Linked DNA regions of Homo sapiens: region 2 is linked to region 1. Evidence: read pairs that join two places in POLR2A ChIA-PET (ENCODE). Cell type or tissue: PC-3. All regions are shown on one strand. Each heading gives the region's core, and the rest is flanking DNA. Links, peaks and the distances in the headings are about the cores only.

Region 1 (15,308 bases), core at 3,770-7,769:
TTTGCATGTCTTGGTTTTTAATTTGTTCATTACAATTTTCAAATTATGGGCATAAAGTTTCCCATGATATCTTTTTTTTTTTAAATGTAGGTTTGATTGTGATGTCCTTCTTTTGAATTTCGTGTATTGTTTGTGTCTTCTCTATGTTAATTGGTCTTGTCTTTTATTGATCTTCAAGGTGCCAACTTTTGGTATTGTTGGTTGATTGTAGATTTATTTTCTTTTTTACTAATTTCTGCTTTTTTTTTTCTTTTTAGAATTAGATTGGATTTTTTTATTATTTTCTAAATTATTTCGATAGATTCTTTTTTAAATTTTTAATTTTTTATTTCAATAGGTTTTTGGGGAACAGGTGGTCTTTGGTTACATGAATAAGTTCTTTAGTGGTGATTTCTGAGATTTTGGTGCACTCATCATTCAAGCAGTGAACGCTGTGCCCCATGTGTAGTCTTTCATCCCTCACCACCCCCCACCCTTTCCCCTGAGGCCCCAAAATCCAATGTATTACTCTTATGTCTTTGCGTCCTCACAGCTTAGTTCCCACATATGAGTGAGAACATATGATGTTTGGTTTTCCATTCCTGAGTTATTTCACTTAGAATAATAGTCTCCAATTCCAACCAGGTTGCTGAAAACGCCATTATTTTGTTCCTTTTTATGGCTGAGTAGTATTCCATGGTGTGTGTGTGTGTGTGTGTGTATATATATATATATATATATATATATATATATATATATATATATATATATATACCACATATTCTTTATCCACTTGTTGATTGATGGGCATTTGGGCTGGTTCTATATTTTTGCAATTGCAAACTCTGTTGCTATAAACATGTATGTGCTATAAACATAGATTCTTAGACCATTGGTTTTCACTTTTTTTCTTTTCGAATATGTGCATTTTAAAGCTATAAGTTTTCTTCTAAGCTTGGCTTTAAATAAATCCCACAAATTGTGAAATGCAGAAATTTAATTGTGGCTTAATTCAAAATATTTTCTAATTTCCATTGTAATTTCTCCTTTGACTTATGGGTATTATAAGCATATTGATTAATTTCCCAACATATGGAGATTTTTCTCCTTAACTTTTTGTTACCTATTTTTAGTTTTAACTGCAGTTGGAGAAAATACTCTAATCTTGGTATTGCAAATTCTCAGTACCTTGGTAGCTCTCCAATGTCCTAAAAAATGTTTTTATATTTATCTCAGCTTTCTAGTTGTTTTCAGAAACAAGTTTGATACAGAGTAACCTATCAGTTATTGCCAGAAACATAACTACCACCAGTGATAATTTAATTAATTGTGACACCATCACAATCTGTAGATCACCAGTACCCCATTTTCCATTAGTTAAAAAACAAACAAACAAACAAACAAACAAAAAACAACAAAAAAAAACCAGTCATCATTGCATCCATGGCCAGAGAGTTAAGCAACTCAACCTCAGCATTCTATCTCATTTTCTCCAAAGCCCATGTTCTATTACTAACATGCTGTTTATTACATTTATTACTGCTTCCAAGGTCCCCTCTGACAGATTCCACATTTTCTGTCTAAACTTATTTATAGGGCCGGGTGTGGTAGCTCATGCCTGTAATCTCAGCACTTTGGGAGTCTGAGGTGGGTGGATCACCTAAAGTCAGGAGTCCGAGATCAGCCTGGCCAACATGGTGAAACCCTGTCTTTACTAAAAATACAAAAATTAGTCAGGCTTGGTGGTGTGCACCTGTAGTCCCAACTACTTGGGAGGCTGAGGCAGGAGAATCGCTTGAACCCAGGAGGCGGAGGTTGAAGTGAGCTGAGATCGTGCCACTGCACTCCAGCCTGGGTGACAGAGTGAGACTCTGTCTCTAAATAAACAAACAAACAAACAAACAAACTGATTTACCTTCTGTCTTAACTTGGTCCTCTCACCATACTTTTTCAATAGTCTTCTCCCTCTTGTTTACAAACAGCAAATGCATGTCATATTTCTCTGCTCATGTTATTCTCAGCCTCTTCTCACTTCTCTTTGGAATATCTACTCTTTGGTTATTTTCGTTTAACGTATAAGAAAAGAAGGGAAAAAAAGATGAAATGTATGTCACTAAAATTGCCTCAAACACCAGTAGTGGCACGAGTCACAGTTTTAGAAACTCTGAGCTGGTGTGAGAAGCAGGGCTTCTGCCCCCTGGTGGGGAAAGGAGGATGCCCCAGGACCCACGGTGACTTATGGGGGATGTTGTCCACGAACTGACATGTCTGTTGGGGAATCCATCACAGGACCTGCATAACAATTTACATTTTGAGTTTTCCATTCCCCAAATGGCACATGATTCTAGAAACACTTGTTTTACTTAGGTAGGATTTTATAGATACATACATGTGCTACAAATAAATATTGCTTCCAAAGCTGCTCTGAAACCTTAGCCAGCTTCTAAGATGGGCACTGCTCTTGACTGGAGATAGAAATAACTGTAACGTTCATATGAACAGGATTCACAGTATTACTCATATTTGAGTGGTTCCTGGAAAGAGGGCAGTAATGACCGGATTCCCCAGGGCAAAACAGAAACAAAAAGCCCTCTTTTGATGAGAATGGGTTTGGTCAAATGTTTTTGGTGCCATGGGTTTGTTATTTCTTTCTGAAACTTATTTGAAGAGTAACGCCAACTGTCCCAGGCAGACTAAAAGTGACCCTAATTGTCAAGTTCTCAAGAAAAGGCAGTTCCACTGAGTCCCTGTGTCTCCCTTTCCAAGACTCAACCCCTCTGCCACAGCCTAAGGCTACTTCCTCTCCTTTCCTTAGTGGAGATGAACACTAGCTGGTCACTAACTGCCAAATATCTACCCCTTGCTACTGGATTCCACGACAGTGAACCTGCTCTTCAGCTTTCTCCCTACAATAATCTCCTTTGCTTTAACCTTTCCTCATGGGCCCTAAGTTTGTCTCATCCCTAATCACAGCTAAAAAAGATGGAACTGAATACAGCATGGAGTTTAACAGTGGGACAAAGAAAGGAACCATTTCACCCTAGATTTGTGTGTTCTGCTGAAACACAGGGCTGGTTTCATGTCTTCCTAAGTATTTCATTACAATGAAGAAAACACAGTTCTTGTTGGATGAGATGCCTGTTGAGGTGTTGCAAACATGATGATGTCATGTCCAGGGGAGGAAAATGAATATCCCAGGGTTTGAAACCAACTCCCTAGGCAGATGAAGCCAGCAGAGCAAGAACCTTGCCAGCACAACCAGTGGTAAACACACGAAGGTAAATATGGATATGGCCTTTGCTTCAATGGGATTCCAAGTCCTGGGAATGCCAAGAAGCATATATGTCTTTGGGGCCGCCAAATACCTACAGCGTTGTCTTATACATCACAAGCAGTAAATACACTTACCCACAGACACGGAGAGGGAGTTTCCTTAGCCTCTTTCCTTTATGTGAATTTGAAGCTGCCTGATCAGAGTACAGATGTGGCAATTTACTCAAGTTCTGCCCTTGGTTTTCCACTTCTGTTAGGGTCTTTGAGGGATTCCAACAGACAACATTCCCTTCACTGCCTGATTTATGAACCAATTAAGAAACAAAGTGGCCAGGTGCGGTGGCTCATGCCTGTAATCCCAGCACTTTGGGAGGCTGAGGCAGGTGGATCACAAGGTCAGGAGTTCGAGACCCAGCCTGGCCAAGATGGTGAACCCCGTCTCTACTAAAGATACAAAAAATTAGCCTGGCGTGGTGGTGTGCACCTGTAATCCCAGCTACTGGGGAGGCTGAGGCAGGAAAATCGCTTGAACCCAGGAGGCAGAGGTGGCAGTGAGCTGAGATTCTGCCATTGCACTCCAGCCTGGGTGACAGGGTGAGACTCTGTCTCAAAAAAAAGAGAAAAAAAGCAAGTGTGGGCACAATGGCTCATGCCTGTAATCCCAGCACTTTGGGAGGCTGAGGTGGGAGGGTTGCTTGAAGCCAGGAGTTTGAGACCAGCCTGGGTAATATAGCGAGACGCCCATCTCAACAAAAAATAAAAAGTTAGCCAAGCGTGGTGGTGCATGCCTGTAGTCCCAGCTACTCAAGAGGCTGAGGCAGGAGGATTGCTTGAGCTTGGGAGGTTAAGGCCTCAGTGAGCTGTGATCGTGCCACTGCATTCAGGCTGGGTGATAGAGTGAGACCCTGTCTCAAAAAAGAAAAGAAAGAGGCTGGGGGTGGTGGCTCATGCCTGTAATTCCAGCACTTTGGGAGGCCGAGGTGGGTGGATCATGAGGTTAAGAGTTCAAGACCAGCCTGGCCAAGATGGTGAAACGCCATCTCTAATAAAAATACGAAAATTAGCCAGATGTGGTGGCGGGCACCTGTAATCCCAGCTACTAGGGAGGCTGAGGCAGAGAATTGCTTGAACCTGGGAGGCAGAGGTTGCAGTGAGCTGAGATCGTGTCACTGCACTCCAGCCTGGGGGACAGAGCGATACTCCGTCTCAAAAAAAAAAAAAAAAAAAAGAAAAGAAAGAAAGAAACAAAGTGAGAGAGATGACAAGTGGAGGCTATAATACCACTTTCTTATGCTGACATTGAAAAGATAGCTTATATCTGTGAGCAAATAAACCTCCCAATACTGAACCCCCCTCACAGCAGCCTGGACTATGGCAGCCTCCCACCCTGGACCTGCCCCGCTCCAGCCCACCCCTGACTCCTGCCCTCTGATGGCAGGGTAGCTGTCAAGGAGGAAACCAGAGAGAGGCTGAGCCAACCACACCAGTTTATTCTCTCTAAAGTTCCTATCAGCTAAATCACTCCATCTTCTCTGAGCAGAGGTAGAGAGAGAGCCAGATGTCACATAAACAGAGCCACTTCCTCCTGAAACAACTATTCATTGTGGGAAATAAGTTACTTCCAAATCCTACCTACCCTGATGCCTTACCTCCCTTAGGGACTGTGGTCTTGAGTCCCTCACCATTGCACACCCAAGCATCTTGGCAGAGATAACCTTTCATAGAGATGATAAAGTGTGTGTGCATGAGCAGGCATATATGTGTGCATGTATGTGAGGATGAACAAATCTACATATATGTATACATATATATCTGAGTTTGCATGTGTATGTGTGTGTGAATGTGTGTATAGGTTTGCCTATGGTGCAAGTGTGGTGTGCGTTATGAGTTTGCATATGAGCTTGTGAGTGTGTAAGTGTACATGAGTGTGTGCAAGGGCACAGGTGTAGGCATGCGGGTGTGGGTGTTCATGTGTGCCTAAATGTTCATGTACATAGCTGTGCCTATAGTATAAGTAGGTGTGTGTGTAAATATCAAGCTTTGGAACCAGGCTTTCAGGTTTCATATTTGGGCAGATTCATTCCAAGAAACATTCCTTGAGTATCTATGATGACCAATGACTGTGGCAACCATAAGGAGGAGTATTACGTTTCTCTGGATGCAAAAGGCTTATAAGCAAGTAGAAGAGACAGACACATAAGCAACCCTATGCAACACAAGACAAAAGATGTTAAATGCCATTGTTATAACACAAGAAGAAGAATTGTTCTGACTTGCTGAATGTTTGAGGTCAGCTTGAGAGGAGATAGGAGGTGACAGGAGGGCCGTTCAGGCACAGGAATAACATGAGCTCAGGACCCAGGTAGAAATATAGGGCATGTTTAAGCAATGAGTCATTCGTTGTGCCAGGCACATAAATTAACATGAGAGTTACAACATCAGATCAGATCAAGGATAACATCTGGCCATTCCTCACTATATTTCACAGGGCACACGCTGATGAAGGAGGGGGATGGCCAATTAGTGGGGAACTCGGACTCTTGTACTAAGAAGTGTGAACTTCCTTTCTTAAGGTAAAGGGAAGCCATTGTGTTAGAGTGGAGCCGGGGAAGGCAAGGGTGGGATAAGAATTTCAGGGTTAAGAAGCTACTGCATTGGTCTACATGAGTGATAATGAGGGGGTCAAAGGGGTGACATAGTTTACAGATACACTCAGTGGATTTTTATTAGGCTGAAGGGAGGTTTTCCAAATCTGGTGACTGGTCATTTAATGGTGTCACTAACAGGGCTAAGGAGGAAGTGGATGATGGGCTAAAGAAGTTGAACTGCAATTTGAACTACTGTGTCTCCCCTGATAATCACTCAGTGCTATGCTTCGTGCACCCAACCCCCACACAGATGTGGACTTTTGGGAAATGCGTCCTCTTGCTGACTAGGCATCAAAGAATGAGTATTTCCTTTGTCACCATTGCCTCATCTTCCAGAGAAAACTCTTCACTTCTGGAGGAAGCCAATTTCTCTTTCATCTGGAACCTTTTATCTCTAATAACATTATCTCTATAGTTTTAACTCAAGAAAGGTCTCGGTTTGAGTCTTCAGTTGGAGCCCTGAGGAAGCAGGTTCCAAGAACAAAGGAGAGATTGCTCTTTCTCTGGTCTTCTCTGCTCAAACAATAGCAAGCTACCTTCTGGACACTACAGTGGGCATGTCCAGTGGTGCATCACCTGACAGAGAGATGCAGGGACTCAAAACAGGTACATTTATTGTGTCAAGGTACATTTGTGAGTACAAGGAAGAGTCACGTCCAGGAGAGGACAGGCTGAAGAGGAGCTTCAACCAATAGATGGGGCTCTGCTGGGGCCACTAGGATGTCAGCAGGGAAGCCTCGGAGCGCCACAGCAGCGTAGAAGGCCTCGGGCTGCAGAATTCAGCAGGACTAGGGGCTAAATGTGTGATGAAGTTGGAAAGGCGAACACAACAGCAATTGAAGTGGATTCCAAGAATAAAAAATGATTCGCCAGAAATACGCCAGGACACAGGCAGCTAAAGCCAACAAAGGGGTGGATTCCCAAGATGGGGACCTGAGAATCCAAAGGGATCGAAAAATCAAACATAGCCAGGCACGGTGGCTCATGCCTATAATTCCCACACTTTGGGAGGCCAAGGAGAATAGATCACTTGTGCTCAGGAGTTCGAGGCCAGCCTGGGCAGCATGGCAAGACCACATCTCTACAAAACACAACAATTAGCCAGGCGTGGTGATGTATACCTGTAGTCACAGGTACTCGGGAGGCTACGGTGGGAGGATCACTTGAGCCTGGGAGGTTGAGGCTGCAGTGAGCCATGATTACGCTACTGCACTGGAGCCTGGGTGACAGAGTGAGACTTTGCCACAAAAATAATAATAATAAAACAGAAAAACCAAACATCAAATAATGCAAAGACACATGGGCTTGGGGCAATTCGTGGCTTTACGGGGTGAGGTGCAATGTCAGAAAGAGGCGCAGGCACTGGGGTTCTTTAGTCTGGAGAAGAGGTGGTAGCTGTTACCTAAATCATAAGCTCCTGGAAGGCAGAGAATACAGATCTGATGTCTTGATTAGTAGGTAATAAATGGATATTGGTTGAATGATTGCTTACTTAAGTAAGCCCTTCAAGGGGAGATTCTCTTAATTGCTGCCTCATACCTCAGAATGGCTTTGATTTTCTCATTTCTCTTTTTTGCCCTGGCAGCTGTTATTGCCTCAGCAAGCTAAAGCTGTTGCTATTTCAGCATCATTGCTAAGAAGGGCATTGAAGCATCTTTATGTCAGGCTGAGCTCACTCATCCAGATTAATTCCCTAGATGTCCAGCATAATTTCTGGTAAAGTCACCTTTTGGTCTGAACAAAAAGCAGATAACTCACTTTATCTGTGAGTTTTTTATCTTGTTGACAAACCAAAATTCTTATCCATTTCAATTTCTGTGGCAATTTAAGAAATTGCTAGCAGAAGAAATGTGGACTTTGGAAGGACACATTAAGCCTGCACTTTGCTCCTCGCTATCATGTGAATGCCTCAGTGTCCTGGCCATTTCTGATTCGGTTCTGGGAGGATTACAGAAACATCATGATTACTGTGCTCTCTAAGCCTCTCACTGGTTTTAAGGAGGGGGCTGATTTCCACTTTTATTTATAGAAACTTCGAGAATGATCTCCAAAGCTCAAGAGTTCAAGAAGCTATGGAGAATCTTAGTGATTGAGAGGACATTTGGGTTCATCTAAACCAGGGGTCCCCAACCCGCAGGCCATAGTCCAGTACTGGTCTGCGGCTTGTAAGAAATGGGGCCACACAGGAGTGAGTGGTAGGTGAGTGAGCACGACCACCTGAGCTCCGCCTCCTGTCAGATCAGCAGTGGCATTAGATTCTCATAGGAGCGTGAACCCTATTGTGAACTGTGCATACGAAGGATCTAGATTGCATGCTCCTTATGAGGACCTAATGCCTGATGATCTGAGGTGGATCAGTTTCATCTGGAATCCATCAACCCCAACCAACACGTCCGTGGAAAAATTATCTTCCACAAAACCAGTCCCTGGTGCCAAAAGGGTTGGGGACTGCTGATCTGAACCCCTTCTGTGTCAGAGTGTGGCTTGCCTAAGGTTCTTTGACTAAGTGGCATGTTGGTGCTTTGAACTGAGCAACTGAGAATCTACTATGTCATGCCTTCTCATCGACGGAAGTACTTGCAGTGGATCCAGATATTTAAAATGAATGCAAAAAAGGGGGATTAAAAATGCAGTAAAAATGCAGTGAAAACAAAAAAATGTAAAAATAAGGAAAAGTCCTTTTTTTATTTTTCTTTTTTGAGACAGGGTCTTGCTCTGTCACCCAGGCTGAAGTGGACTGGCACAATCACAGCTCACTGTAGCCTCAACCTCCTAGGCTCAAGCAATCCTGCCACCTCAGCCTCCTGAGGAGCTGGGACTACAGGCTCACACCAACATGTCCAGCTAATTTTTTATTTTTTCAAGACCAGCCTGGGCAACATAGCAAGACCCCATGTTGCCCAAGCTGATCTTGAACTCCTGAGTTCAAGCAATCTGTCTGCCTCGGCTTCCCAAAGTGCTGGGCTTACAGGTGTGAGCCACCACGCCAGGCGTGAAAAAAAGTCTTAAACAACAACAAGAAAATAATGCATATAGTATTTGCTCTCTAGACCAGGTAATCATTCTGCTAAACATGCTGCTGTGTCCAAAAGACAAAGCCTTCTCAAACTGTCGAAACGTGTTTCTCAAAAGGTTCATTATATTCTTTCTTCTCTGCAAAAATGACAAGCAGTTACCATCTTTTTCTGAGCAAATATTGACAACCCCTAGCACCCAACACTATGAAAATTCAGGTATATTAAGTTTAACCCATCATCTGTCTCAGTTTTTGTCCCCTAAAACAAAGGAAAATTATAGGCACAGTGCTAACAATGGAAATGTGAGTTTTTTCCTCCTTTGGTCTTTTTGTTGCTAGGGTGTAAGCCCATGTGTGTTGTAAAACTCTCTCCCATCTGGCTGGTTCTTGAAACTTCTCTGGGTCGCAGTTCTTACAGTTGAGCAATTAATTCTAACACTTGGGAACGGCTGAAATGAAGGAGATTTCAGAGAGAATAGCTCATGACCTTATGCCTTTGTGTGTTTTACTGAGAACTGACCTCCTGCGTTACTGGGAAAGAAAAATCTATTAAAATCTCTTGGGTGAATACTTCAGCAGGCTGATTTCATTTTGAAGTGAATCATTTGGTGCATTTTAGAAGGCATGATAAATGATGTCATCTCAAATATTAATATAAACCCTGGATAACATGCTTTTTACTCAGATTCAGAGTTTTATTACGATATTGTAAGAATTCCATTAGGCCACACCTACACCGTTTGAAGTCTGGTGAGATGCAAGGGTGGAGGAACAACACTACTTGATACTGTCAAATCCCCAGAACTAGAAAGTATCTATGAATTAACCTGACAACAATAAAACCACACAAAGTTACGGGAGAAAAATTCTAATAAAGGGTATAAAAGAACAACTAAGTAAACAGATATATACATATCATGTCTAATGGATGGGCAAACTTAGCACCAAGTAGATGTTAATGCTCCCTAAATTAATGTCTAAGTCAATGCCATTTTAATCAAAATCTCATGATAATCCGTAAATTGGAAAAATTAATTCTAAAATGTATAAAGAAAAGTCCACAAATAGTCAAGGGAATTCTGAGAAACAAAAGCAAAGGACTAGCTCTATTAGACAGTAACCCGCATTACAAAGCATAAACATATGGCAAGGTTATGCCCTGATGGGCAGAACAGGAAGTTTAGAAACAGAATCATGTGGCCAGACGCGGTGGCTCATGCCTGTAATCCCAGCACTTTGGGAGGCCGAGGCAGGTAGATCACTTGAGGTCAGGAGTTTGAGACCAGCTTGGTCAACATGGCAAAACCCCATGTCTACCAAAAACACAAAAATTAGCTGGGCATGGTGGCGGGTGCCTGTAATCCCAGCTACTCGGGAGGCTGAGGCAGGAGAATGGCTTGAACCTGGGAGGTGGAGGTTGCAGTGAGCCAAGATCGTGCCACTGCACTCCTGGGTGACAGAGTGAAACTGTGTTTCAAAAAAAAAAAAAAAAAAAACCACCACCCCATCACCAAAAAGAAGAAACAGAATCACTCTGCAGAAAAACAAATAGATTTAAATAAAATTCAAAATTTAAATTTATTTTATTTATTTAGAGACAGAGTCTTGCTCTGTCACCCAAGCTGGAGTGCAGTGGCATGACCTCGGCTCACTGCAACCTCCATCTCCCAGGTTTAAGCGATTCTCTTTCCTCAGCCTCCTAAGTAGCTGAGATTACAGGTGCCTGCCACCACATCCGGCTAATTTTTATATTTTTAGTTGAGCCAGGTTTCACCATGTTGGCCAGGCTGCTCTCAAACTCCTGACCTCAGGTGATCCACCCGCCTTGGCCTCCCAAAGTGCTGGGATTACAGGCATGACCCACTGTGCCTGGCTGAAATTTATTTTAACAATATATGATAATGTATAATTATATTGATACATAACACATATATTAATATTTACTGTTTATAAAGATTTAAATGATTTCAATGAATTAAAAATCACAATATAAAGAAAAAAGAAATGCCAAATAGTTTTAAGACTATAAAACTACTAATAAGAAATCTAGAACTATCTTTTTTTTTTTTTTTTTTTTTTAAAGGCAGAGTCTTGCTGTGTTGCCCAGGGTGGAATGCAGTGGTGTGATCATAGCTCACTGCAGCCTTGACCTCCTGGGCTCCAGTAATCCTTCTGCCACAGCCTCCCCAGTAGCTGGGACTACAGGCATGAGCCATCATGCCCAGTTAATTGCTTTTTTTAGAGACAGGGCCTCATTACGATGCCCAGAGTGGTCTTGAACTCCTGATGTCAAGCGATTCTCCCACCTCAGCCTCCCAAAGTGTTGGGATTACGGGCATGAGCCACTGCACCCGGCTAGAAGAAACATCTTTATAAGCTTAGAGTGGCACAGTAGATTGAGAAAAGTAACAACTGCACTGGCAGCTTCTCCCAGCAGGAGGTGGGGGCTTTTATTTGACTCCTTGAGTTTGGGTGTGGCCATGTGGCTTGTTTTGGTCCACTGGGCATTAACAAATGTGAAGAAGGAGAGGCCTGGAAAGCTCAGGTCCACCAGGCTTGCCCTCTCCTGCGCTGGAATCCCGGAGCCGCCGTGTGCGGAACCCTGGGCTGCCCTGTTGGAGGGTGAAAGGCCGTGTGGAGTAAGAGGCCCAGCCATCCCAGCTGGGGCCATGATGTGAGTGAGGCCCCCCAGATCATCCAGCCCCCGCCCATCAGGCCCCGTTCAGAAGCAATTAATCCCACAGCAATGAATCCTTGTTGGCTTAAGCCACTATGCTTTGGTGTGGTTTGTTACATAGCAAAAGCTAACTGATTCAAGCAGGGCACAAAAAGTGTAAATCTCAAAGGAAAAATTAATGGATTTAACAACATCAAAAGTAAACACCCTAGATGAAAGGTAACAGACAGGAGATGGGCTGGAAGAAAATATTTTGCAGAACCAGGACTGAAGATTAAAATGTAAAAAATCTAAGGGACACTTGCAATTGCAAGAAAAAAGTTTTAAGTAGGCAAAACCTGAATGAGAAGTGCACCAGAAGTAAAACCAGAGTAGTTAATAAATATGTGAAGAGACTCTCAAACTCATTAGTAATCAAAAAAATAGAGTATGTTAAAAATGAGATACTACAACTATTAGAATGGCAAGAAATAAAAAGTTGTATGATATCAAGTGCTGACAAGGACATGGGGAAATGAAACTCCTCATTACACTACAGATGGGCAGGAGTCACCTTCTGTTGTCATTTGTGAAGGTCAGTTGGGAAGCATTTTGTGAAAACATGCACATATGTATACTCTCATGTGATCCAGCAGTACAGTTCCTGGGTGATATCCCAGAGAATCCTTCTGACAGATGCACAAAGAGATTTATGTCAGTTTGCAGTAGCATCGTCTGCCAGTGTAAGCCATCCCTTAGTGGGAGGGTGTGTAAGGAAAATGTGGTATATGCATAGGATGGGAAAACCATAAGGCAGCCAGATCAGTAAATAAGATTTACTTCTATCAACATGGCTAGATCTCAAAAACACGTTGAATGGGCCGGGCGCGGTGGCTCACACCTGTAATCCCAGCACTTTGGGAGGCCAAGGCTGGCGGATCACGAGGTCAGGAGATCGAGACCATCCTGGCCAACATAGTGAAACCCCATCTCTACTAAAAATACAAAAATTAGCCGGGCATGGTGGTGCATGCCTGTAATGCCAGCTACTCAGGAGGTGGAGGCAGGAGAATCCCTTAAACCAGGGAGTTGGAGGTTGCAGTGAGCCGAGATCGTGCCACAGCACTCTAGCCTGGCGACAGAGTGAGATTCCGTCTCAAAAAAAAAAAAAAAAAAAACACATGTTGGATGAAGAAAATCAGTAGAATGAGATGTATAGCACAATGCGCACTGGTAAATTAAAGTCTATATTATATAGATGATGTTATGTATATGAAGGTATGGAAGGTGAGTTGGAAGAACACACATTAAAACATAGGTACTGGCTGGATGCAGTGGTTCACACCTGTAATCCCAGCACTTTCGGAGGCTGAGGCAGGAGGATTGCTTGAAGGCAGGAGGATTACTTGGGCCAGGAGTTCAAGACCAGCCTGGATGATATGGTGAGACTCCATCTCTAAAAAAAAATTAAAAAATTAGCTGGATGTGGTGGTATGTGCCTGTGGTCCCAGCTACTCAGGAGGGGAAGGAGGAGGATCACTTGAGCCCAGGAGGTTGAGGTTGCAGTGAGCTGTGATCACGCCACTGCACTCCAGCCTGGGTGACAGAGCAAGACCCTGTCTCAAAAAAAAAAAAAAAAAAGAAGTGAAATAAAACCTGGGTACTCATGGGAAGAGAGTAAGATTGGGGATGGGTCATTAAAAGACTGTAATGAAACCAAATCAGAACATTTGTCTCATCAGTGTACTTACTGCTTATGATGACTGCATGAGGTTTATGGATAGAGCTGTGATTTGGAAAACCAAGTAGAAAAAATATAAACAAAAAGGAAGAGCCTCCTCTATTTAAAAAGGATACAAAATACAGTGACATCCCCCAGTTTTGGCAACATTCTGCTGGTGTCACTAATATCACTATTAACCTGTAACTCTAAATGGACACCCAGCGGAAACCAAAACAAGACAAAAGGCATTGTTCTCCTTCTTAAAGGAAGAATCCATGTGGGGAAAAACCCCAGGCTTATTGTTTAAATCATGTAATAAAAGGCATCATATTAAACCCTTTACTGGTTTCTACATTGCATCCTGCTCTATGGCCTTGCTGCTTTTTAACAACCGCTTGCTTAAAGATAAAATCAGTATCTATACAGGGCCTCATACATTATACCTCTTTTGAGCATAATTTATTTCATCTACTTTATATCCAAAGGTGAAACTAAAACTATTTTATATTCTTACCTGAAAAACCACTCACGCAAGAATCAAGATGTTGTTCTCTGAGTTAAGGATTTTTCCTGGCCCCAGTCCTGTTACTTTGGTTACCACTGGCTAAGCTTTTCGTTGCCATTTGAGTTTGTGAACACACAGAGTAACCCGGATGAGACTATGGGTGCAAGTGTGGTGGGCTGGGGTGGGAACTGTGTCAGCACCGGGGTAGACAGAAGTCAAGGAACTTCTGTGGGGAGCTGATCAGATCAGCCAGAGTTTACACTGTCAGCATCTGACCTCAGAGTTGGTGGGCCACGATCAGTGATGAGTCACAACTTAAGAATAGCGCAGTGGAGGCTGGGCATGGTGGCTCACGCCTGTAATCCCAGCACTTTGGGAGGCCGAAGCGGACAGATCACCTGAGGTCGGGAGTTCGAGACCAGCCTGACCAACATGGTGAAACCCTGTCTCTACTGAAAAAACAAAAATTAGCCAGGCTTGGTGGCACATGCCTGTAATCCCAGCTACGTGGGAGGCTGAGGCAGCAGAATTGCTTGAACCCAGGAGGCAGAGGTTGCAGTGAGCCGAGATCACATTACTGCACTCCAGCCTGGGCAACAAGAGCGAAACTCAGTCTCAAAAAAAAAAAAAAAAAAAAAAGGATAGCACAGTGGAAAGAGATGCTCAGGTTTAGTGTAGCAGGGGCTCAATTTCCAACAAAGGAAACTGTTTATATGAAAGGGAAAAATCCCTAAAACAATAAGAACCCATCGCCAACCTCAAAGCCTATCGATTGGAAACAACTGTTCACCAGACGGCTCAGCTTGATTTCCCAGAATGTGAGACAATTCCATGAAGGAAAACAAGCTGATTTCAAAAATTAGAAATAACTCAATTAACTAGGATTTCCTTTTAGTTTGGTTTGCTTTGCTTTTTACTTTAATTACTCCATAAGGTCCAATTGCTGTAATGTGAGAATCCTAAATGAGTAAAGTTGGATGCCAAGTTAAATGCTAAGAAGACCTGGGGAGAAGCTGGGCGCAGTGGCTCACGCCTGTAATCACAGCACTTTGAGAGGCCGAGCCAGGTGAATCATTTGATGTCAGGAGTTTGAGGCCAGCCTGGCCAACATGGCGAAACCCCATCTCTACTAAAAATACAAAAATTAGCCAGGTGTGGTGGCATGTGCCTGTAATCCCAGCTACCTGGGAGGCTAAGGCAGGAGAATCGCTTGAAGCTGGGAGGCGGAGGTTGCAGTGAGCCGAGATCGCATCATTGCACTCCAGCCTGGGCGACAGAACAAGACTCTGTCAAGAAAAAAAAAAGAAAAAAAAAACCTCAGGAAATCTCAGAATGATGAGTGGGAAGAAAAGTGGGGTGGGCTAGTCTGTTGGAGTAGTAGGATTACAGGGAATTTTTCTCTTTGTTTTAAACTTTTAATATTGCTGTTATCAAGTTGAGCAATAAATAATCTTTTCTAAATGTAAGCATTCCTTAGGGAAAAACAAACAAACATGCTAACCTTTCCT
Region 2 (15,308 bases), core at 6,177-10,176, 120 kb before region 1:
TCTATTTAACCAGATAGGAAAAAATAAAACAGCACAATTTCTCTAACACAAAAGCAGTACAGTCTATATTCTCCCCCATGCCTCCAAACACACATGCCACCAGATTCAAACAGCTGTTACCCACTTACCTATTTAGAAATGCAATCAAATATAAATATTTTCAGAGACAGATCAATTCTTGCATTCTAAAACTCTGTGGCAACAGTAATTCTTATGAGTCATTACCTAAGATTTCACGCCTATGCCACAGGCAAGTCATGCTCCAAACTGTTCAATCATTTCATTTAAAGCGCTCAAAAACTGAATTGGGTTTTGCCATATATGGGCCGTAACTTTTCATGTACGGAAGAATGGATCAAATCCAACAGAAAACTGCAAATGATTTTCTCTCTAGTTTTATACAGTAATGGGTTTATTCTCCCAAATTCTAGGACTTTCTCAAGTGGTTGCAGGAATTGCGGTTTTGGCTCTCTTAAGCCAATGTAAGCACATTTCCCACTGTTCATTAACTGAGAGAAGGCCAAATAACATTGTGGCACTTTTGAAAAGCTGAAGGAATCTCGGTTTTAGTGGTCTCCTTTGAAATTATGTATTTTAACCTTCCCCATTCCTGTTGGAAAATTAATTTTCCTGATCTGATATTGTCTCCTTTCCATATACTGAGATATCATAATACTATGATTTAGGGCCTGATACCGAGTTAAATGCTCAAAGCGAGATATTTTTCATTTGCTGTATCCACTCACTGCCACCCCCTCCACCATTTCTTGTAATCCAAGGATCTGGCAGGAGAGTGGCTGGCAGGAGCTAGAATTTAATCTGTGGATGGCAGTTAATTATAAAATAACAGGTCCCAGCTTGTTTCTACTTTCCACCCCCAAGAACATTTATAAATCTATACATCTGTAGACAGTTTATCTTTCAAAAACTTCTCATTTTAAATTTGTTACCCTCACATAACTCTTAAGAGTTAGTGATTGGTAACTCGATTTTAGAGATGAAGTCTTTGGTGTTGAAGTAAAAGAGATTCAATATTTAACACCCTTATTTTTCCAGCCCAAGTTCAAAACCAGTAAGACAGGAAAGCCAGAAAGAAAAATATATATTTATCTGATATATAATATACAGCTGATATATTATATAGAGTGATATACACAGATAATAGCTTTATTACTAATAAAGCGTAGGTTGGAAAAGGTAGCTTAGCTCTATTAGTTGAGTGGTCTTGGCTAATATTTCACCCCAGAATTAGGCCAGTTTCTCTACCTAGTCACAGGTGCAGCTCACCAGGCAGAGGCCTCCCTGAGGAGGACTGCCCCTATAAAACTCACAGCGTGAACAAGCACAGCAGAATGCAAGATCTGTAGGAAAGGAATGAGCTGAAACTAGACAGGCCCAGTTCCTTTTTCCAAACTCGAAGATAAGTCACTTCTCCTCCCCTAGGGAAGACTAAAGTGAGGGAGTTACTAGAGAGGCCAGGAGTATTATCCCAGTGAATGCCCATCCCATACAAGCATGCAAACACGAAACCAGAAGAAAGAAAGTTATTCCCCAAAATGCAGCACCAAGGAACCTCAAGTTGCCCCCAAAGCCAGGCTGACATTCCCCAGTTCCCACACGTTGAACTTGCTGACTGAAACAGTTTTCCTCTCCACCTATCTAAATCCTATTCATCTTACATTATTATCTCCAATTCTCCTTTTCTGTACAAATATATATATATTTTATATATATATATATATATATATATATTTTTTTTTTTTTTTTTGAGATGGAGTCTAGCTCTGTCGCCCAGGCTGGAGCGCAGTGGCGCGATCTCGGCTCACTGCAAGCTCCCCCTTCTCGCTCTGTCGCCCAGGCTGGAGTGCAGTGGCGCAATCTCGGCTCACTGCAAGTTCCGCCTCCCAGGTTCACGCCATTCTCCTGCCTCAGCCTCCCGAGTAGCTGGGACTACAGGCACCTGCCACCACACCCAGCTAATTTTTTTTTGTAATTTTAGTACAGACGGGGTTTCACCATGTTAGCCAGGATGGTCTCAATCTCCTGACCTCGTGATCCACCCGCCTTGGCTTCCCATAGTGCTGGGATTACAGGCGTGAGCCACTGCGCCCGGCCCCTTTTCTGTACAAATATTTTATGTCACTTACCCTTTTTGAGAACACATGCATCTTAAAAACTACATGCTTTACCCTGTAGATCTACTTAAGCAGATACATGGAAGCTTTAATAGACTGCAATATGCTGAGAAGCAACAAACAGTGGAAGACCATTAATTCATCTTGCAGTCTTCCCTTGGGTACTTCAAGATATATGAGCAAATGGCTTATAGAGCCAATAAAGGTACCAATGCATGCACCAAATATTAGTAAAGCTTAACTTAAGCATAAATACAGCTTGAATATTTTCTTTTCATATCCAAATGTACTTATTTGCATACCTCCTATTATGCCAGCGCCCCTCTTTGGAGACCACCACTTCATGCAATGGGGAGTGACATTAGGGCTGAACTTTAAGAAAGAGAACTCTGACAGTAATGAGAAGACAGAAAAAGAGAATGACCAGATATCCAAAATGGGATCGTAGCATCGAACATGAGAAGGCCATGCATAAGATGGGGTAGGTCCAATCAACAAAATTTGAAAAAAGGTCAGCTTTGGAGTGGTCTGAAAAGGGAGACAAAGGAGGAGACAGAATTCTGGATGATTTCACGGTAACAATCCTGAGTGACTTGGAGGATATAATAGTATTAACTAAAAAGGAAAATGCACAAGACAGCAATTTGAGGGAAGGACATTTAGATGAAGAGATCCTTGAGAAATACATGCATTTAAAAGACAAGTGGGAGAGAAACTAATGAAGGAGCTGAAAATGGCCAATGACACTGGAAAAGAACGACGACAGTAAAGTGTCCTAGTAGCCAAGGGAAGAGAGAAAGCACTTTTTAAAGGATGAGATGATCACTTGTGTCAACTTCTGTCAATAATTAAAGGAGACAAGGGACAAGATGACATCCGTGGATATGGCAAATAGCCAATAATAATGAAAGCTAGCATCACATCTGCTGCATGCTTGTCACATGCCAGGCACACCACTTCAAGAGTTGTACAAGTAAGAACCCATTTCATCCCCAAGAACCCTAGGACGTAAGTGTGACTAGCATCCCCATTTTGGTGCTCAGCCTCTCGAGTAGCTGGGCTTACAGGCATGCGCCACCAGGCCCAGCTAATTTTTGTATTTTTAGTAGAGACGGGGTTTCACCATGTTGGCCAGGCTGATCTCGAACTCCTGACCTCAGGTGATCCACCTGCCTTGGCCTCCCTTGTACAAGTAAGAACCCACTTCATCCCCAAGATGAACGTTAAGTGTGACTAGCATCCCCATTTTGGTTCATCCCCAATTTCATTTCATCCCCAAGAACCATAGGACATAAGTGTGACTAGCATCCCCATTTTGGTAACCAACAAGAAAATTAAATCCATAATAAGGAAGAGGCAGAACCCAAAGTGGATGGGGCTGAGGACAAATGAAAGGTGAGAAAGAATAATCTGCCTATAAATGAACAGAGGTATAAGAAAACAGAACAGCAGCTGCAGGTAAAAATGGTTTTGTTTGTTTGTTTGTTTTGTGTTTTTTTGGTTGTTGTTGTTTTTTTTTTTTTTTTTTTTGAGATGGAGTTTCACTCTTGTTGCTCAGGCTAGAGAGCAATGGCTTGATCTTGGCTCACTGCAACCTCCGCCTGCCGGGTTCAAGCGATTCTTCTCCCTTAGCCTCCCAAGTAGCTGGGATTATAGGCATGCACCACCACGCCCGGCTAATTTTTGTATTTTCAGTAGAGATGGAGTTTCTCCATGTTGGTCAGGCTAGTCTTGAACTGCTGACCTCAGGTGATACACCCGCCTCAGCCTCCCAAAGTGCTGGGATTACAGGTGTGAGCCACCGCACCCAGCTTGATTTTTAAGACAGAAACTATTTGAGCATTTAAGCGTTTACCAACTGAAGAGACAGAATCTAGGTCTGCCCCATAGAAAAAAAAATCTCTGGTGCTACTGGGAAAAGTCACGAAGACAGAGGTATGATGTCAAAGAGTCCAGAAAGTAGACAGAGAAAGAAATACAGTAGAGAATAGCATAGTGTCACCAAACAATAGTGTCACAGCACCATGGACTGACTGACTCTGACAGTGAGAAAACTAAAAAAGAGGGACTGAGAAAGAGTAAGATCTGAGAGGAATCAGACAGAAATAGTAGCTGTGTAGCAGTCTCGGAGTTCCTTCCATCCCAAAACAAGGGTGCGATGAGCGACAGCAGTTCAGTACAGGCTGCAAAAGGCTGAATGAGGTGTTCGCATGACTTGCTGCACGGGAGACTAGAAAACCTGGCAAAAGGTAGAGTCCAGGGCTGAAGACAGCAGATGTCCAGGGCCTACTCAACCTATAGGAAAAGCACTGGGTGATCTTCCCCTGCTTTTTGGTAGCGCCCTGCTTCCTCCCGAGTTCCACCGGAGGTCAGAGAACACAGTTTCAGGTTTCACACTATATACTTATTTCAGAAGCATGCAGAGTTATGCAGAAAAAAGGACACTCAAAGAGCAGTAGAACAGACAAGTTACTGCAACCACTTTAGCTGCACAGGTTGGCTACTTCTCTACACAGCTTGGGAGCTCATGCATAGCCCGGAGGGAGAAGTGATTGCTAGAGAACAAAAAAATTAGTAACTGAGTCATACGGGGAAAATTTCTGGATAAAAATTTTAATTGGCTAGGTGGATCCTTAGACTGGTAGACTTTGTGGATTTAGCTGCAAAGTGTATTTAAAGGAGTGTTAAAAAGTAACAACTGTTGTTTTAGATATTTTACAATTTATATTTCTAGGATAAAAACACTAAGAACTCTTTTCCATAAACACCTCTATTGCAACCATTATGGTAAAATTAAAAAATAATCAATATTTTAAAATGAATTATATACATGCAATAGAGGTATTTCCTTTGAGCAATTTATATCCTACTTAGATTAATCATAAAAACCAAGGTCGCAAAATTAAAGAATTGTTCTAATTTTTAAAATTTAAATTCAAAGCATAAATCTACATGAAAATCACGTAAAATCAAGAGAACAGGTAGGGCATGGTGGCTCACACTTGTAATCCCAGTACTTTGGGAGGCCAAGGCAGGTGGATCATTTGAGGTCAGGAGTTCGAGACCAGCCTGGCCAACATGGTGAAACCTCGTCTCTACTAAAAATGCAAAAATTAGCTGGGCATGGTGGCACACATCTGTAGTCCCAGCTACTTAGGAGGCTGAGACAGGAGAATCGCTTGAACCCAGGAGGTGGAGGCTGCAGCAAGCCGAGATTGCGCCACTGCACTCCAGCCTGGGTGAAACTGTGAGACCTTCTCAAAAAAAAAAAAAAAAAAGATAAAAAAATAAAAATCAAGAAAACAGAAGTAATTTCTAGAAAAACACTAGTTTCTTTTAAGGTTTTTTTTTTTTAATAATTACAGAAAGATTATAAACTGAATGGAAAAGACTTGGGTTCAGTGTCAGCCGATAATTATTTACAGGATCCTAAACAATCAATTCCCTCTTTAGGACTCAATCTGTTCAATACAGATGAGTGACGACCTGAACTAGATACAAAGTACATCAAAACCATAGCTTTACAAATGCAGACAGTCAATTTTCTAGAACAAAAACAGGATTCTATTTAGCTGGGTGGTGAGGAATACTCATAGCACTTATAATTTATTAATTTAAAAATCCATATTAATTGTTATTAAGAATAAAAAATATTACTTAGGTTTCACATACTAAGTAAAAGCTTTAGATCTTCATTAGGTTTAAGATCATCTAATTATAATGAGGATAGAGTGTAGGACATTTTTCCCAGTATTTTCTAAATCTGTTTAAAAAATGCTTACAGAGGACCAGTGCGGCAGCTCATGCCTATAATCCCAACACTTTGAGAGGCTGAGGCAGGAGGACTGCTTCAGGGCCAAGAGTTCAAGACCAACCTGGCCAACATAGTGAGACTCTGTCATTATTTTTTTAAAAAAAGAAAAATGCTTACAGAAATGTATCAAATTCAGTACCTCTACTTCAAATTTGTAGAAGGCCTGTTATTTTTTCTTTACATTACTAATACCATCATTTCTTTTTTTTTTTATTTTTTATTTTTTTATTTTTATTTATTTTTTTTTGAGACGGAGTCTCGCTCTGTCACCCAGGCTGGAGCGCAGTGGCGCGATCTCGGCTCACTGCAAGCTCCGCCTCCTGGGTTCACGCCATTCTCATGCCTCAGCCTCCCAAGTAGCTGGGACTACAAGCGCCCGCCACCACATCCGGCTAATTTTTTTGTATTTTTAGTAGAGACGGGGTTTCACCGTGTTAGCCAGGATGGTCTCGATCTCATGACCTCGTGATCTGCCCGCCTCGGCCTCCCAAAGTGCTGGGATTACAGGCGTGAGCCACTGCGCCCGGCCCTACCATCATTTCTTAATAAACCATATTCTTTTAACACCTTGCTTAGAGAACAGTACCATTTAATTATCACCATTCCTTCCAGAATATTTGAAAGAGATGCTGCAATGCTTTTAAGTTTTAACAAGATTTGTCGATCTCCAGAGAGTCTGCACATATGCAGCATTGTTATTAAAAATGCCAGGGAAGTCCAGGCACAGTGGCTCATGTCTGTAATCCCAGCACTTTGGGAGGCCAGGGCGGGCAGATTGCTTGAGCTCAGGAGTTCAAGACCAGTCTGGGCAACATGGCAAAATCCCATCGCTACAAAAAATACAAAAAAACTAGCTGGACAGTGTGGTGGCAGGTGCCTGTAGTCCCAGCTACTTGGGAGGCTGAGGCAGGAGGATCACCTGAGCTCAGAGAGTCGAGATGGCAGTGAGCCATGACTGTGCCACTGCACTCCCGCCTAGGCAGCCCTGTCTAAAACAAAATAAAATAAAACAAAACAAAACAAAATAATGCCAGGGAGACACTCATTCCAAGAGGTATCACTGTAAATTTCATCAAGTTTTGCTAAGCAGGCCACTAATAACAAACAAAAAACCCACCTTGTTTAAATCCCATTTTATATTCACCCTTCCTCTCCTCAAACTCTGAATTCCTACAAAATTAAATTATGTCCTCTAGTTTACAATGTGGACGTGGAGGAAGAAAACTAAAGAAGGGCAACAGAGAGAGCCTTGCACCAAGACCACAACCACTCCAGGGGGTGGGATTATATCCATTCCACACAGGAGGAATCGGAAGCTTTGAGAGCTGACGTAAAACTGGTAAACGGTGAAACCAGGATTCAAACCCAATTCTACCTGGCTGCCAAAACCACACATTGCTTTCCCCAGTTCACAGGCTATCACAGCATCAGCAGCAATCAAGGTAGAAAACCTAATCGAATATCACAAAAATAGGAACCCATCTGTGATGAGAAAACTTACAGATCTCGGACTGCAAACTGAAAATGCCTACAGGGCCAAGGCAAGTAATATAAAATGAAGGGAATTCAACGGGACTGGGAACAGGAGACCATGTGTATGTATCATCTACGGAGGCAGCTGCTGCTTCACTTCATGCAGGAATGTGGGCCTGGTGTTGCCAGATTTTGTGCTTCTTTTCAAGAGACACTGGAAATAATCTTATTATTTCATACTGACAATTAATTTTTAAAAATTAAACACACCACTGATCAAACAATATAAATCTGTAGACCACTAGTATCCATCCCTTAGAACTGCCAGTTTTCAACCTCCAGTATTCTGGGGGCACTACTATCATTTCTAATAGAAACAGAAATACAAAGACAAGTATGGAACCCAAGGGGCAAAGAGACACAGGTCTGAGAACAGCCGGAAGATTATAAAAACTAGATGAATCATATCCATTTAAGCCAAGATGAAATTAGTCACTAACTATATATTTCATTCCCAGGGTTTTAGTTTTCTATTTCCCAAAGAAAGAGCAAGGCTGCAAAAGAGAAGATTGGGTTGGGGGAGGGGAGGAACAATATAGCTAATGATGAAATGATACATAAATGGTAAGATGATTTTAATGCTCAGGCAAAACCCGCTCTTAACTGAGTCAGTCAACCACCAGTTACAGAAACTTGAAGATATCACTAATTCTGAACAAGATTAATTTGGGTGGGTAGAATTAGTCATTTCGTTATTAGTCCTTAATTTTAGCCATCAAAGCATAGCCAAGGGAAAGTAAGCATATCAGTGTGGTTACATTTCAAGCAAGATCTTGAAATTAAGACAAATATTTAGTATGTTCAAGAGATTTTGACAAATATTACTTAAGCCAAAGACACAAATGAGAACATACTCAATATAGCTAACTCTTCCCATCTCTCTATGCATCCTCTGTCTGTTGCATTTCCAAAGAAATATCTTTGTGAATAAATTCAGAAACATTTTAGCTGCAAACACAACAGAATCTCCAAAAGTACACACTGACCTAAGGCTGAAAAGAGTTTTCATTTAACAGGTGAGTGGAGATTTTTTTAAGCTATGGAAATGATTACATTTTTTAAACATTTTCCCAAACTTTTTGAGGTTGCAAGACAATTATTTTTACCTGTGTTTTTTCTGCAGCAGTCTTCTCACTGAATGACAGGGCCATCTGATACACTCCATACCATTATAGGCATGCAAACCCTTGATACGGATCCCACCACATAGTACTAAATCACCCTCTGTCATATTTATGTAATTTTTTAAAGTAGCTACAAGTTGTCTTAAGGACTGTTCTCTCTATCCTATGTACTTCCCACAAAGCAGACTCACAAATTCAACAAATCAACATTTCCATATAAATCTTGTTTTTGACTCCAGAACATCACAGTCGGCTCTGTAAACATTACACAGGAATTAAACACAAAATTTTCCTTTTTCCTTAGTTTAGAAAGACTTGGATTCAACAAGAGCCTCCATTCTCCCCTTATTGCAATCACCATGTGAAAAGAAGGTAATTTGCATTTGGTTCATTATCCTTAAAAGGAAGCAATTTTCAAAGAGGTGGAAAGATCGTTTTTTTGTTTTGTTTTGTTTTGTTTTGTTTCAACTCCTAAGGAAATCCTTCACTCTGGTGGCACGGGTTTTCCACATGCAAAATGCAAGTGCAGTCATAAACTGAAATTTTTTCTGAAATGGATTTACTAGGGAAAGTTACAAACTTAACAAGATGTCACATCTCTGCCTCAGACCAATCCACTCAACAGTACCTAGTTAAGGTGTCAGAGGCTCTTTACTTTAGCAAAAAGAAGCTAAATTTTTTTTATTTGCTTGCTAATTAGGGGTTTCTGTGACTACCCAAAGATGCACAAAGAAATAAAGGTTTTGCTTTTATCTAAAGAAACGGAGTAAGGAGAGAATACTATCATAACAGCATGGGTTGAGCACGAAAGGATACCCATTTACTAGATGACAAAAATCTTCACCAAGTTACTTAGCTTCCAAGTTACTTAGTGCTTTTCCCTTATCTTGGAAATGTCAGTTTACTGGCCTGAATTAGGTGTTTCATTTTGTCTTTTTAAAAGCTATGTTATTAATCACTGGAAGCCAAAATGATTTACTTTGGTAAAGGTACCCTATAGGGGTAAGAAAAAAAAGTTACAATTACAATTTTACCATCCAAAGTGCAACAACTTTTCTTAGAATAGGGAAAAAGATTTCTACTCTCTGCTAATAATAAACTTTAAATGTATATTTTTTAGAGCACTTGGAGAAAAAGGCATTTTACATTTGCAGAAGCTCCGCTCATGGGGTCGAAATGCATGCTGCCTCTACCACACTATAACCGACGAGCTTTTATTTAAAAGTGTCCCTAAACTAGAACTTTCCACAGCTGAAAACTAATTGAACATATTTCTTTCAAATCCGAACACACCAGTGAAAAAGGCCTTGCTCACGAAAACAAACACCTTAAGGGCCCAGAGCCAAATGGGCAAGATGAAAACGTTTTTGCAGGAAATATTCACAGGTTGAGTTGTTCACACAGGTCTGCAAGCAGGTGAAAGAGCAAGCCGCAAAAAGAGCTGCAAAACTGGAAAACAGCACAAGGGTGGCCCAAGGTAAGCAAGCACCAAGGCAACCAGGTATTCTGTGCCAGCTGAGGACCACAGGTGTCTTGCTAAAGAATTTAGAGAAGAAAAACTACATGTGTTTATAGCTTTATATTTAAGCTATAATAGACAGAGTCTACCTCTACCAGCACACTGCCAGTTTCAGAAGTCAGCGACGTCAGAAAAGGAGTGAAGGTTAGCCCTGAAAGAACAGAAAAGCAGCAAACTTTTCAGAAGTTAAAATGGGGACACCCCATACAAATGGGTAGAAGTATCCCAGTATGGCCTGCACTACAAAGAGAAAAATTAAAACACACCTTTTTCAAAACCTCAAAGAAAACTCCAAGCCTTATTTGAAACACAGAAGGACATCAGTACAACATTACTAACAAATCTCTAACAGTCAGCAAGAAATGAAATAAAAACTAATTAAATTCACACTTGAGTTTTATCTCACTCAAACAAGAACTGTTTCAGAGGCACTAAATACATCGGCCCATTACTGGTTTGCTTCATGTAGGTTTCTGTTTGTTTCAGTAGTCGTTCTATAAACTAATAAGAGATTATGTATTGAGGCCTTGTCTTCCTGTAAAGTATAAACTGGCACCTACCTACTGCAGTATTTTGCATACAATGTTGACGTCTGTACAAATAATGACATTTTGCTTGAAAACCAAGTTTTAACGTTAAGGATACCCCTTGTCCACTCAAGTCTCTCTTTTATGTATCATATTACACTCATCAAAAATTAGCATCTCCCATCACCTCTAGAGACAAAAGTCTCAATCGTATGTACATGCACCGCAGTGAGTATGGCAGACATTGCTGGAGGCTCATTCTACACTTCTCTTCTTGATCAAACCCCACTTTTGTTGAAGTATCTACCTGTCCTGCAAATAGCCATGTGCTTCAGGAGAAAGTCAACCCTGCCCCTAACTCCAACAAAGAGATTCTCATTTCTAAACCAATCATGGTAACTGGTTCAGAATGGGTATATTACAATTCCTCCCACTGATACGTGGGAAACCTAACTGGGGGCTTTGGGGAATTTTTCTTAAGAAAAAGTATCCGTTTCTTCCTATCCCCCTCTTCTCTAGACTGTCGTTTCCAAAAGTGTTATGTAGAACCGCCGCAGCAGCATATGGCCAAGAGCGAAGCCTGCCTGAGAGCAAACCGCCAAGTCAAGGATAGCAGAGCTCAGAGAGAAAAAACTAAAGTCCTTAAGGACATCAATGAGTTCCTCATCATACCACATATTGTCTAGATCCCAACCACTTCTGGATTCTCAATGTTGTGAAATAATAATCCCCTGATTATTTAAGCTTCTTTGATTCAGGCTGTCCATTACTTGCAGACGATGGCATGCTAAATGTGTGGGCCTCCTCTCCTTCTGGGCACATGGCAGGACTATCCTTCCTAGCTCCCTGGTGGCTGGGTAGGCCATGCCACTTCTGCCAAGTGAGCTGAAGCCCTCTAGAACTTTCTTTTCCCTTTGGTAGCCAGCAGCATTCCGGATAGTGTTTACTCCATCAGCCTGGCTCCCTGAGTGGATAATGATGTATACACGAAGCTTCCCTCTCCCTCCATGATGATTAACACAACATGAGCAGAAAATAAACCTTTATTATTTCAAGCCACTAAAGTTACTTGGGAATCATGAGCTAGTGTAGCATGTTCTAACACATTTTATTAAAAAAAAAAATGAATGAGTCAAAGAAAGAAAAAAATCATTAATCTGTGTTCTCACTTGGCACAAATTGAAGGGGGGGGGGAACAAAAATATTCTCACAAATCATGTTTCTTTTTGCCTTAACAAGACATAAAGAAATGGCAAAAAGAATAATTTGCTAAGGGAAAGTAAGAAAAGAGAACTGCCCCCAGAAGAATGAATAATACCTTCTAAGAAACCCCCAATAGAAACTGCCCAGTTCAAGCAAACAAAAAATAGATACAAACTATCTTACCAGCACAAAATAAAGCAATTTTCTATCTGTCTTAGTCTGTTTGGGCTGCTATAACAAAGTACCATAAACTGAGCAGTTTATAAACAACAGAAATGTATTTCTCACAGTTCTGGAGGCTGGGAAGTCCAAGATCAAGGCACCAGTAGATTTGATGTCTGGTGAGGGTCAGATTCCTAGCTCATAGCTGGCACCTTCTCACTGCATCCTCACAGGGTGGAAGAAGAATAGTCTCTCTCAGGCGTCTTTTATAAGGGCACTAATCCTATTCATGAAGGCTTTGCTCTCATGACCTAATCACCCCCAAAAAGGTCCCCACCTCCTAAAACTATCACCTTGGAGTTTAGGATTTCAACATATGAATTGCACAGGGACACACATACACTCACACCACGGCACTATCTAAACTTTGCCCTCTTTCTCCATAGGAATCATTAGAGGGGAAGGAGTTACTTATTGAGAAAACTGGTATTGGTAAGAACCTAAAGAAAGGAAAAGAATGAGCCAATGGGTTGACAGAGCATGACAGGATCAGGTTTTGGACGTCCGGGCTAGTTACAGAAGTGCTTTTCAACTTTCACGTATCTGCACAGAATGAAAGGATTATAATGATCATCTATCTATCCAGGGGACAACAAAGAAAGAAACATAAAATGTCTAAACCTCTACTTCCTACAAAAAACATCAGCTAATTTCACTATGTCAGTTACTTCAAAATGCTGTTGTCTAGCTGGCTAACTCAAAGACAAAAATCTGTCAATGTCAAGAAGCCTACTGTGGTCCTGGAGACACATATTAGAAATCCTAGAAAGACTACAGTCACTTTTTTTTCAGAGACAGGGTATTGCTATGCTGCCCAGGCCTTGATCTCCTGGGCTCAAGCAATCCTCCCACCTCACCCTTCCAAGTAGCTGGGACTACAGGTATGTACCACCAGGTGTAGCTGACTATGGCAATTCCTACTTTCTATTAAACATTACAGAAATGTAACGCCGTGAACATTACATCCTCAATCCTATTTCTTCTCTCTTAATTTATATGTGGAATCTGGTATGTTGTATATATCATTGTTACCCTTATAGCAAATTACAGGGGGAATGACTTCCATTACGTTTTGATACAATAGCTAAGCAGCCCTCCCTTCTGATATTTCCCTCAGGGGTCTGGAGAGGCCTACTTTTGATACTGTGGATCCAAAGTACACGAAGCTTTCTCAAACACCTTCTAGTCCTTTCCATGATGCTCCCCAAAGCAAAAACACCTTGCTCTCTCAGCGTTAACTGCAAAATGCAATCTTCTTGTTCCTCTTAACGGAAAGCCTCTGAAAGCCAAACACATTTTATTACACTGAAACTGGCAGAGAAACAGTTTGGGAGGGGAAAAAAAGTATGAAGACTGCAGCCTCTACACCTCTAGAAGAGTGGCCAACTTGCAGACAGGTGCCCTGCACAGATTCCTGTGCACACACAGACATGCCCTACTGCTACCCCAACATTCATACCCAACAACTGCCTAGTCTTGTCTCCAAGCACAGTGTGCCAGACTGACAAGACAGGTGATGGGGAATGCCTGTTGCACAAAGATGAAAAGAATTCCACAGCAGAACAGAACAGCTGAGCAAGTAATTCAGGCACAACTGAGAGGCCAGAATCTAAGACAAAGTACAATGGCAACTTCCTTGGAGAAGGTAAGATGGTAAAGCAGTTCAGAAGAACAGCTGAAGTGTTTAAGACAAGCAGGGTGGGAACTACAAGCTGAAGGGCTAGTTACATGGGTGTAACAAAATGCTTTCACCACACAGCCTTTATTGACAATCAGGAATAGGTGACAGCTCAAGAAAATAACCAACCCAACTCCAAAAGGGCTGACTTCAAGGAAAAGCAATAGCCTCAATCTCACAGGATCAAAAATTACTATGGTTTCTCTTTCTTTGGCCCATAGTAAGAAATCTTACAAAACAGTCAATTTCATTAATTGAACTTGCAGAGAAATAAACTGCAAACTTTAAAAAGTCATAATCTTAGGGAAATTATACTTTTATTAGCCTAATTTGTTGGAAGGTACATCAACAATAGTAACATGTTATATCCTGAAAAGGAAGGGTGAAGCCCATCCTAGAGTGGGCAGCATGGACAGGGCATGCTCCTGTCTCAATGTTTAGTAACTAATGAATTTCTAAAGTCCCACTATTTAGTAGAGCACCTGAATGCAGCTACACACATCTACAGTGACCTGATTAAATTTTTAGGAAGGCAGTGAACAGAAACATCTGCTAGGGAACAGGACCAGATGCCAGCAATGCATGCAAAGTGCCTGTGCAACTTATGGGACATTGCTGGGTGCAACAAATGATAGTTATTATATTACTATTATAAAAACAAGCCTTCAGTTATTTTCCTCTAATCAAACTCTATATATAAACCATATTGTAAAAGTCTTCTTAAGTGACTTATATAAACTCAGTTGATTAAATCAGAAAAGAGCACATTAAAATGATAAATCATATAGAATACTGTGAACTAAAAACATTTTTTGTCATCAGCTTCCCATATTAAAAAAGAGAACTTTACCTAAGAAAACATCCTTAACCATAATAAAATGTGCAGCATATCCTCATGCCCACCTCACTAAAAAACAAAACAGAAAAAGCTCTGCACTATTTCTCTCAATGCAAACTACTGATATTCAGTTCTTCATCCTTATTCTATTACCTGGTTTCCTATGCATCTAGTCAAGGGTTCCACATGTCAGAATTCTTCTTGTCATAACCCTTAAACAGCTATTTTTCTTTGTTTATAATTTTTAAATGTATGTCACAGTAGTAATATGGCACAACACACAACTACACTCTCCACTTTTATTTAGTTTTCATCCAGTTATTCACACTTATTGTCTACTGAAGATTTTTCAGGGATTTGACAAGCTGTTTGATTTTTTGTTGTTGTTTTTAACTGCATGGTCAGCTTCAATAAGGATCTACTGAGACAGTAAGAGAGCAGACACTTGAAATGATCCCAAAAGTTTTGAAAAAGATATTGAACATGTAACAAGAGTGGAATCTAACCTTGACCATCCCCTGATAATGTATTCATTCAAAGCAAACAAAACGCAACAAGATCAAGCTTCCCTTGGGTTACAGAACTACTATTAACCAAGAGAACATCCTGGCAATTCAAAATTGGTGCCATGCTATTCTCAAGAATCCATCTACACTCATCTTTATCTATTTTCTACCACACTGGCCTCTCGAAACAAAACAAAATCATTCTAGTT

Evidence for each region. Peaks named below come from ENCODE experiments on the same cell type or tissue, not always from the same donor. Only the 100,000 strongest peaks of a DNase experiment are listed, where the experiment ranks them.
Region 2: POLR2A ChIA-PET joins it to region 1 with 5 read pairs; 1 of 35 experiments calls an interaction of 5 or more read pairs at or near these places.

What each region holds. Positions count from the first base shown.
Region 1 is chr18:62,625,461-62,640,768 of GRCh38, reverse strand. No RefSeq gene overlaps it. Among named protein-coding and RNA genes, the nearest start is that of PHLPP1, 82 kb to the left of the region's middle. In PC-3, for the core only: no CTCF peak of the experiment used is centred there; DNase peaks (open chromatin) are centred at 5,348 and 5,638.
Region 2 is chr18:62,752,521-62,767,828 of GRCh38, reverse strand. The region is part of intron 1 of PHLPP1 (PH domain and leucine rich repeat protein phosphatase 1); the gene reads right to left. LOC105372160 (a long non-coding RNA gene) reads left to right here. Exons shown (of 3, transcript XR_007066397.1): 3 at 2,197-10,512. Among named protein-coding and RNA genes, the nearest start is that of PHLPP1, 45 kb to the right of the region's middle. RefSeq lists enhancers at 4,079-4,188, 5,988-6,957, 6,958-7,928, 15,076-15,308. In PC-3, for the core only: no CTCF peak of the experiment used is centred there; DNase peaks (open chromatin) are centred at 7,958 and 10,048; H3K4me3 peaks cover 1,697 bases; H3K27ac peaks cover 3,579 bases.